Regions from separate parts of the Homo sapiens genome. Here region 2 is linked to region 1. Evidence: chromatin loops called from intact Hi-C (ENCODE). Cell type or tissue: CD14-positive monocyte. All regions are shown on one strand.

What was found. Peaks named below come from ENCODE experiments on the same cell type or tissue, not always from the same donor. Only the 100,000 strongest peaks of a DNase experiment are listed, where the experiment ranks them.
Region 2: a loop joins it to region 1, with 11 times the contacts of the local background. A loop is called at or near these places in 2 of 110 quality-filtered maps.

The regions. Positions count from the first base shown.
Region 1 is chrX:152,956,162-152,961,161 of GRCh38, forward strand. ZNF185 (zinc finger protein 185 with LIM domain) reads left to right here. Exons shown (of 25, transcript NM_001395254.1): 19 at 3,538-3,735. Among named protein-coding and RNA genes, the nearest start is that of PNMA5, 35 kb to the right of the region's middle. RefSeq lists enhancers at 2,998-3,047, 3,058-3,187. In CD14-positive monocyte, a CTCF peak has its summit at 2,917 (motif pointing right); a DNase peak (open chromatin) is centred at 2,790; H3K4me3 peaks cover 668 bases; H3K27ac peaks cover 937 bases.
Region 2 is chrX:153,792,186-153,797,185 of GRCh38, forward strand. IDH3G (isocitrate dehydrogenase (NAD(+)) 3 non-catalytic subunit gamma) reads right to left here and starts at 2,190. Exons shown (of 13, transcript NM_004135.4): 1 at 2,061-2,190. The coding sequence starts at 2,141. SSR4 (signal sequence receptor subunit 4) reads left to right here and starts at 2,483. Exons shown (of 6, transcript NM_006280.3): 1 at 2,483-2,569; 2 at 4,249-4,367. The coding sequence starts at 2,503. RefSeq lists enhancers at 1,553-2,280, 2,180-2,439 and a silencer at 1,740-1,889. In CD14-positive monocyte, no CTCF peak of the experiment used is centred here; a DNase peak (open chromatin) is centred at 2,326; H3K4me3 peaks cover 3,408 bases; H3K27ac peaks cover 3,902 bases.

The DNA of each region.
Region 1 (5,000 bases):
GTGCACTGGGGAGACTACTATGACTACCAGTAGGATAATACCCAGAGTTTGAAGTATGCTGTTTACCTGAGGTCCCCATAAAACAAACTGCCTAAATTAAATAAAATAAAGAATGAGCTAGACGAAGAGTCTACTCACTTCACTAAGTGATCTTTTCATTAATCCTGTATGACTGAATTTTTATAATCTGCACTTGATATACATATTAGAATTTTAGAAACCCCATATAATTTTGGAATATATATTAATATAATTCACTAAAAATATACCCTGAAGATTAAACATTATTTTTATTGGCCAAGCGCGGTGGCTTACACCTGTAATCCCAGCACTCTCGGAGGCCGAGGCAGGCGGATAACCTGAGGTCAGGAGTTCAAGAGCAGCCTGGCCAACATGGTGAAACCCTGTCTCCACTAAAAATAGAAAAATTAGCCAGGCATGGTGGCATGCACCTGTAATCCCAGCTACTCGGGAGGCTAAGACTGGAGAATCGCCTGAACCCAGGAGGTGGAGGTTGCAGTGAGCAGAGATCATGCCATTGCACTCCAGCCTGGGCAACGAGGGCAAAACTCAGTCTCAAAACAAAACAAAACAGTATTTTTATTTTGACAATGCCTCCCATGATTTTTATACCAAATAAGCCAAATGTCACTGTTGCATTAGTGCATTATCGATGTCAAACCCAATTCTTAAATAAAACCTTATAGACAAATGTATTCAATCTTAATCAGTTTGAACATAAGGTAAGAATTTTATAAACCTTTTATAACCCTTTACAATTTTTGTTGAAGAGCAGATTAGTGCTCTAAGAAAACCTGTTGTGCTTTTATGTCCATGTTCAATTTATGGAAAAACCTAATAATACCCTTTTAAATTTAGTATTATCATACATAAAATTTTTTACAAGGTTAATTTTTTTTTTTTTTTTGAGACGGAGTCTTGTTCTGTCGCCTAGGCTGACAGTGGCATGATCTCGGCTCACTGCAACCTCTGTCTCCCCAGTTCAAGCAGTTCTCCTGCCTCAGCCTCTGGAGCAGCTGGGACTACAGGCGTGTGCCACCATGTCTGGCTATTTTTTTTTTTTTGTATGTTAGTAGAGAGGGGGTTTCATCATGTTGGCCAGGCTGGTCTCGAACTCCCAGGTGCTCAAAGGAAAATTTAAGACAGTCCATGGAGGAGAAAGGTATAGACAAGGTCATGCAGATATTAAACCAGAAAGGACTTATTTCCTAAGCCAGGAATCGAACCCAGACTGCCACTGTGAAAGGGCAAAACCTTAACTACTGAGCCCAGAAGGAGTCTAGAGTAGTTAATTTTGAGCTTGCAAAGGCTTTTAACTAGTCAAGATAATTTTTAGAACTAACTATGATATGAACCCTAAAATTCCTGTTCCCTGGAAGGTAGAGACAAGGAGAAAGTACTGCCACATGGTTACAAGGTCAAGCTCCCAAGGACATAAAACAGGATGGCGACCTTGTCCAGTTTTTTGTTGGTTTCAGGGACCTGCAGCAAAGTTTGTCACTGACCAGCTTGCTGGGCCATCTTGAGCAGCAAGCTTATGGGGGCCCAAGCCCATGTTTTATCCTAAGGTACCCCTCGACACAGAAAAACGACTTTATAGCACAAAATATACCAGATTGACTACAGCTTAAGACTAGACAGCCTCAGAATTCCTTTTTGCATTAATTAAAATTTTACAGAGGAGATAAACAGTGATTTTACAATCAGTTTGCACAGAGAGAGAGAAGCCTGAAATCTGACTGGGAAGAGATATTTACCCTTTTGCTGGCATGCCAGGCTTCTGGGCTCCCTTTCCCTGAGTGGCCCTGGTGATCTGGCTCTCTGCACCATTGCCCCGGGAGCCAAGCCACAACACAAAAGAATTTTTTTTTAAAATGCACTTCAGTGTGTTGTTGTTCATTTGGAATGTTCCACTGTAAGTTATCTTTCGTAAGATGTCACCATTTCTGTAAGAATTTGCTGCCTCCCGGGCGTAATGTGTAACCCAGAAGGAACTCAGTTTTCCAGAAGCAATTAATAGGTTCCATGGAATGTTGATGGTAAGAAAGGAAGGAAAAGGTGACAAGAGTGAGCGTAGACAGCTCTTTCTAAGGAGTTTGGCTGCTGGAAGGGGAAGAGAAGCAGCTGGGGTTAGGTGGGAGGAACTAAGTTTAGAGACGCTAAAAGTGTATGTAGCAGGAGTCACCTGATCAGGTTGAACTGCAGCAGGAACAAGGAAGTTCCATTTTGACTACTATTAGTTGCAAATTGGACCCTTATGTCAACTTTTTCATCTGTAAAAAAAAAGGGATGGCCAGGCACGGTGGCTCACGCCTGTAATCCCAGCAGTTTGAGAGGCCGAGGCGGGCGGATTGCCTGAGTTCAGGAGTTCACAACCAGCCTGGCCAACAAGGTGAAGCCCCGTCTCTACTAAAATACAAAGAATTAGCCACGCGTGGCAGCGGGCGCCTGTAGTCCCAGAATCTCTGGAACCCGGGAGGCGGAGGTTGCAGTGAGTCGAGATCACACCACTGCACTCCAGCCTGGGCGACAGACCGAAACTCCGTCTCAAAAAAAAAAAAAGGGGGGCAGGGGATGAAAATGCTATTGCTTTCCAGGAATAGCTATGACTACTTCCAATAAAGAAGACAAGAAGGTTCCACATGTGAAAACTACGCGGTCACAACGATAAGTGGGCGGGTGCACGCACGCGCGCTGAGATCGTGCGTGCACAGGCCGGGGTGCGGCCGGCGTGAGTACGCCTGCGCGTGCCGCCATTTCCTGCAGCCGCAGACTCTGCCTGCGGTGCTCGCCGGGAAATGAGACGATCAACAAAGAAAATGGTTGTTTTGGGCGAGATCGACCGTGGAGAGGCTTTTTCTGCAGCAGTCCCGGTTCCTGCCGCCAGATGGCGCTCGAGGATCACAAATGGGTCTAGGGTTCTCATAATGGCCCCGCCTAAGAAATTTTGGATTCTCCTGGCCCTTCCCCCCTTTGTGGGGTCAACAGCGGATTTGGGAATCTGGTGACCAACACGTGCGCACTCCCCTACCCTTGCCCCTACCGAGCCCTCCAGGGTAGCTTGGGGGAGAAGCTCCTCCCTAGACTGCCGGGTATTTGATGAGCCTGGCCAGCGCACAGGTCTTGAGCACCATGGTCAGGGAAGAAGGCTGAATGGCTTAGGTCTTCCTAGAGAGGCCGGAGGCGGGAAAGAACTGGAGAAAGGAGAGATGGCAGTGGGAGGATGGGGACAAGAATACCAGTGTGTTTCCAGCCAGAAGACGATGTCTTTTAACACCTCATTGAAGTCGTCAGGTGACTTTGCCCTTGTCAGAAAGGAGCAGCACTGCGGGGGTCCTACTGAGGAGGAGACTGACTGCTCCTTGGGGTGGGGATTGTGCCTCCTTCCTGTCTGCCCCACTCTTGGGGAGATGAGTCCCTCCAAGTCCACGAGACATGACAGCCAGCCTACCTGCCATGGGAGAACAAAGTCTAGTCTCAGGGCACTCACTTCATAAGGGTCTTATTCTTCCTCAGCGTGTTGACTGATTTTGAGGGGAAGGATGTGGCCACCAAGGTCGGAGAGGCCTGGCAGGACAGGCCTGGAGCCCCAAGAGGTGGCCAAGGAGACCCAGCTGTACCCACTCAGCAACCTGCAGATCCCAGTACCCCAGAACAGCAGAACAGCCCCAGCGGATCTGAGCAATTCGTCAGACGAGAGAGCTGCACCAGCAGGTACGAGCCAAACTGCACTGGGACCTTACCTGCTAGAGCCAGTGTTTTTGTCCAGGGCAGCAACCCAGGACAAACCCCCACACACTAGGCATGCCTGTTTATCCTCTGCAGGTGAGTGTGGTTAGGAGCCAGAGGGAAGGAGAGAAACCAGCATCTCAGGGGTAGATATTCATGGGTTTCAGCTTGGAGCCATAGCATCAAATCTGTTAGACTAAGTCTGGCACAGAAAGGATGCACAGAGAACCAGGTTGTCTGGCAGCCAGTTCGAACCTGGAAACCTGGGTCAGGGGAGGGATATAGGTTGCTTTTTCTGTTAATGGAGATGGAAACTCTCTGAGCAAGGTGTGCCATGGTGTGGATGTGATTCACTGCCAGAAATAACAACTGTACCAGTTGGATGAGCTCTTCCACTGCCATCAGCACTGGGATGGCCATGGATTTGGACAGTAATGTAGCTCCACAGTGCTGACTCAGGGTTGCTCATTGATTGCAAGAAGTTGGCAGCAGTAGCCTGAGGAAACAGGGGCTCTGAATTTTCTGAGAGAGACCAAGAACCAAGGAACAGCCAGGTACTAGGGAACAGACAACACCAGATGCTTGTGCTTTTCTGTGAGCAGCTCAGGTCTCCCAAAGTGGTAGTTTCCTGGCTTCTGGCCTTTGTAGATCAGTGTGGATCCACACCCAATTGTGATGTTTGTGGTAGCTGTAAGAACTTTCCCAATTTTGAAATCCTAGGTGACTTGTAGCATATTTTTTCACATTTGAAAATAATTGAGTTTTGAAAATGTTTTTACAGGCAATCTAGTATCAGATTTTATATCATCCTGAAACATTCTGTCAATTGTCATTTCCAAAAATCCATGGAAAACTGGAGTTGTTGAACTGGAAACAGTGTGGTCTCAGGAAGTGCTTCACAGCCATTGCAACATGGGCAGGGCCTAGAGGGCAGGAGAGAATGCCATGATTTGATGACATTTTACCCATTCCTGCCAGGTGAACTTCATCTCCCTCTCTGTGACAGAATTTTCTGGCTCTCACATCCAGCTTTGGTCACTGGGAACCCACCTATTGGCTCTTGCACTGGCAGGACATGTGGTAGAGGCTTCCAGTTCGAGGCAGGACTGGCTGCATTTTCAAGATGTCCTTATTTCTGGTATTTTGTGGCGATCGTCCTGTCCACTTAACTGATTTTGACCCATTGCCTTGCTGTGATCTCTGTGCTCTCTCTGTCTCCCAGTTCCAGGTCATTCCCTTGACCAGCTTCC
Region 2 (5,000 bases), 840 kb after region 1:
CCGAGAGGAGGGGCCAAGTCAGTGTGGTCCAATACTGTCACCCTAGGACCCAGCACAGTACCTGGCCCAGAGCTGGCACATAAGGAACATTTCCTGAGTGAACAAGCACATCAGAAAATGAAAAAAGATCTGGAGACTAGGGAGGCCTCGGTCCAAATCCACCATCCACTCTTCTTGAGATGGCTTCATGGCCTCATCTGAAATTCACAGAACGGAGGTACCTACTTTCCGTGACTGTTGGAAAGATTAGGGGACAGGAGGTGTGTGAGCTGCTCACAGTAGCTAGTGCCACACAGCACGCCTGCCCCTTCACCCCACTGGCCCCTCAGGTCAGAGTTCAAGGCTGGTGTCCCTGGGAGGTCACGGGTGGACCCCTGCAGCTCCCAGCAGTAGTTCCTCCTGGGCTTCAGCTGTGGCAGCAAGCCAATCTCCTGAGAGCATGGACCTCCCTCACAGATGGCAACATCACCACCAGGGCTGAGCTGAACCTCTCTGCCACCCGGTCCCTGTGCCAGGTGTTCCTTTGGGCTTTGGCAAAAGACCCAGAGAGCGCTCCAGATGGACTTCCCTGACCTTACTGTACAGATGCAGGCACCTTCCTTCAGGAGGTCGCAAAGGCTCTGCCTTGTGCCCTGACTTCCCTGTGAAGCCACCAATCAAAGGAGCCAAGTGTGAGGCAGGATGCAATATGTACACGCCTCCCGCTCTCCCATCACCCTTTCATGGTTCCATGGAAAGAAAGAACATCCACACCCCACATCTTATGCCTGCTGAGGCTTCTGTCTTTGGCATATTTCTGTTGGACCATGTGTCAATGGTGGCTGCATGTTTTCCTATGGCGTCCAAATCAGTGGGATTCAAGACCTGGGGTTCCTCTGTAAGGGTTCTCACACCCAGGACGGTCAGTCTCAGGGCAAGGCACTGCCCAGCTACCCACCGTTCACTGTCCCCTACTCCCACCCCAACGCACACACAGGCACACACACAGGGGAGGTCAGGGAGGAGGCACACATGTCTTCACCAAGAGCCTACAGGAGCCCAGTTGCTGGAGCCATCAGAGCCTCTGGAAAGCCACTATATACTGCCGTCCTTTCAGCAGCAAGGTGGGAGAAGTCAGCATCGTCAAGAGAATTTCATTAGGCACAAGCAGTCTCCCCCAGAGGTCAGAAGGAGAAAACATGGCAAGTAGAGATGTCCCTGGGGAGTGGCCGCAAAGTCACGGAGTTCTGGAAGGTCAGAGTTGACAGGATCCTTTGAGAACATGAAGTCTCCTCCCCTCTGGGTTCCAAAGGGGAAACTAGAACCCAGAGAGAGGAGGAAATGGCCTAAGGCCACGCAGTGGCTCAGTGTGGGAGCATGGCCTAGAGGTCAAACCTCTTACCCATCAGGGCCAGGTGCTGGCTGGCAGCTGCTTCAGATGGTTTCCAGCCCACCTAGGACCTAAATTAACCTCTTCTTAAATAAGTGTAAGGAAAGAAGACTCGGACCTGAATACGCAAGACCGCACACGGAGAAGAGCAGAAGCAAAACCCCCGCAGCCTCAGAAACCCTAGCTCCTTCCCATTCCAGGCGCCTCGAGGGGAAGGCATCTGGGGCTCTAAGACTGGGGGACTATGGGGGATGACTGGCAAAGTCCGGTTCTTTGCCACCGGGATAGGTGGCAAAGCGGTCCACGAGAGAGGAAACCGTGGAGAAATTTGAGTCCCGGAACCGGATTCCCGAAGCGGTTTGAGAAAGGCGGGCCGGGATACGTGAGTGACTGCCTCAGAAGGGCTCCTTCAAGGACACTAAGGAGGTGACAGCCGCCGTGGCCCACTCTCCCGGCCCGTCCGGAGGGCCCCCCGCCACCCGATGCAGACCCCCTGGGGGAGCCGGTCCAGGGCCAACTTCGGCCAATCCCCTCAGTGACAGCGGAGGCGGCCAATCAACCCCGGCGCGAAGCCCTTTCCCCGCCCCTGGTGGGGCCCCTAGCCAATCGGACTCCAGACTGCTTCGGGTGCGGCTACCCCACCGCTCCCCTGCGACCGCTGCCGCGGTCCCGTGGCTCTTTCCCTGCTCACCTCCCAGGGACGGCAGAGAAGGGCTGGCCCGAGCACCGCCTTCGCGGCGCTGCCGGCGACGGTCGCTACCTTCAGCGCCATGACGGAAAGTGAGAGCCTCCGCACGTCCCGACACGCAGATACCGCTCTCGCGAGAGTTCGACGGGGTGCGAAGTTTCGGGGACAGGCGCGGACCCGGTACTGCGCACGCGCGCGGTCGCACCGATTCACGCCCCCTTCCGGCGCCTAGAGCACCGCTGCCGCCATGTTGAGGGGGGGACCGCGACCAGCTGGGCCCCTGGCTCAGGGAGGGGCCACGTCAGTGCTGCCAGAGACGTCACAATGCCGGCCCAGCCGTTCGGTGCGCGATTGGCTGCCGCTGCCACTTACGCGTCGCTCTTCCTCGTTTGCCCCTCGTGTTCATGGGAGCTCGTTTTCTTTTCCTCTAGGCAGAGAAGAGGCGATGGCGGCGATGGCATCTCTCGGCGCCCTGGCGCTGCTCCTGCTGTCCAGCCTCTCCCGCTGCTCAGGTAGCGGCCCAGCCGGGGCTTCTTTCTTGCGAGCCTCTGACCCACGGCAGGTGGTGTTGGGGGCAGGAGGGATGCGGGGGTCCGGCCTTTCAGGGTCCGTCGCTGCGGGCCGGGCCTTCCCCCGAGAGGCAGGCGGCCTTGGGACGGGGGGACCAAAGCACCTCGCGCACGTTTACCGGCAGCCAGGCTTTTCCTTGTCTGCCCATACGAAGAGGAGTCCCCGAGCCTCCATGGTGCGCCCGGCCCCCAAGCTGCAGCACGGAACGTGACACATGTCCCGGCTCCCGCTCCCTGCGGGGTCGGACCGGAGCGAAGCTCTGTAGCGCTGAGCGATCGCGGCCAAAAACGGGGCTGGAGGAGCCACATAAGCTAGGAAGGGACCTCAGTGAGGAGAGGGAGCAAGAGCGGGGCGAGTTAGATGGGGAGCCAAAGGTGCGCAGGGCCTTGAGTGCCAGGCCGAAGACTGGCTTTTCCGGAGGGCCCTGCCTTACCCTTACCAGAGTTTTCGGCAGAGCCGACCAGGGGTCCCGTCGATTTGCATTCGTGAGGGGCTGAGGTCTGAACTCCAGAGTGTGTTTAGGAGGTGGCTGCAGCAGCCAGCCCCGGGCCCGGGGGCCAGGACTGGACAGGGGCGGCTTTCTCCACATTCCCTTTTCTGCCGTCCTTCAGGCCAGTAGCCTTGCTGCCTGCAACGTTTTGGCAGCCTAACTGGCCTCCCTTTCCGCACACTCCTCATCTGCCCCTCAGGAATTCCCTGAACTATAGTCAGGGACGTATCCAGAGGACAAGCCTGGCCATAAAACCCTTCGGGGGCTCCCCTGCGCCACAGGAAGCAGGCCCAACTTAGGCAGGACACAGAAGGGCTGGCGGGATCTAGCCCCTGAGAACTGCCTCCACGCTGTTCCTAGGGATCTGCCTCCTGTGGTCCAGACCCAGAGCCTTCTCTGACGTCCTCTGCTGAAGCCATCGTTCTGCCAGGGCACCACATTTGGACAGCGGGTGGCTGAGAACATTCCCACTTTGGGGAGCCTTTGTTTCACACCCTCTGATGTAGGCGGCAGCCTTCCTTTCCTTTGGGCCTCTGGTTATGGAGAAGGCTAAGGCAAGGTCCTTTCTCTCACAGCTAACAAGTTGTGCTTCTGGAACCAGAGTCTCTCCCGTTTACTTCTTCAGGAAACGCTGGGGCCAGTCTTCACCTTCTGTCAACTGGCCGGGGGCAGAGACCCTTTCTCTCATCTTGAAAGCCCCAGTGCATTGCCTGCCTGCAGCCCCCACCCCCGATGTCTCTGCTGAGGATGCCTTCAGTAACTCGTCCAGGCCGTTTGTGGCTCTGAATTGAGGCTGGCGTGGCCCCCGGGCCTCCGTGTCATAGGTCCAAGTGTTGGCATGTATTGTCCAGTGAATCCAGCCCCCACCTGTCCCCAGTTCGCTCTTCCTGCACACCTCCAGAAAGCCGGCCTTGCCCCTCCCCAGCCTTCCTTCACAGCCATCCCGCCTACGTTGCCATTGCATTTGTGACCGAGCACTTGGATCTGTCTCGCATATCCCACCTGGAAGGGGCAGGAAGAGCGCATGGGTCCCCAGCTGATCCGTGCTATGAGGCAGGGCCGGGCCATCCTGCCCTCAGACCGGGATACTCGAGCTGGCCTTACCCAGGCATCTCTCCCTCTTCCCCGCAGCCGAGGCCTGCCTGGAGCCCCAGATCACCCCTTCCTACTACACCACTTCTGACGCTGTCATTTCCACTGAGACCGTCTTCATTGTGGAGATCTCCCTGACATGCAAGAACAGGGTCCAGGTGAGACAGTGGGGTTTCAGACAGGAGGGCGGGTGGGGGGTGCTCCTCACTGCTAGTTGATGGGGGACCTGTGTCGATAGAGGGAGAATCAAGATTCCAACTCTTGGGGTGCCGGAGAGATCAGGGCACGGTGATGCCAGATCCTAGCCAGTGTTGACAGGTCACCTTCCTCACCTGCTTTGTGTGCTGTGCCTACACGAGGTAACCCTGGGCTCACCACCCGCTGTTTCCTGAATGAGTATCTGGACCGGGAGAAAGGGCCAGGAGTCAGCCCACCCCGGTTGCCATTGGCCAGTTTGTCTGTGTGGGTGTTTTGTTTTTGTTTTTGTTTTTTGTTTGTTTTTTTGAGATAGGGTCTCACTCTGTTGCCTCAGCTGGAGTGCATTGGCACGATCTTGGCTCACTGCAGCCTCCACCTCCCGGGTTCAAGCGATTCTCCTCTCAGTCTCCTAAGTAGCTGGGATGACAGGTGCTCGCCACCATGCCCAGCTAAGTTCCCATAAGTCCAAAGAAGGAAATGGGGCCTTTTTTGGGTATGGCCCTCTTAGGGTAAAGCACCCCTTGGGCAGCCCACTGGGCACCCCTGACCCCAGCACCTCCCTTGTAGACTCAGGAAATCACTCAGCCCTTTTG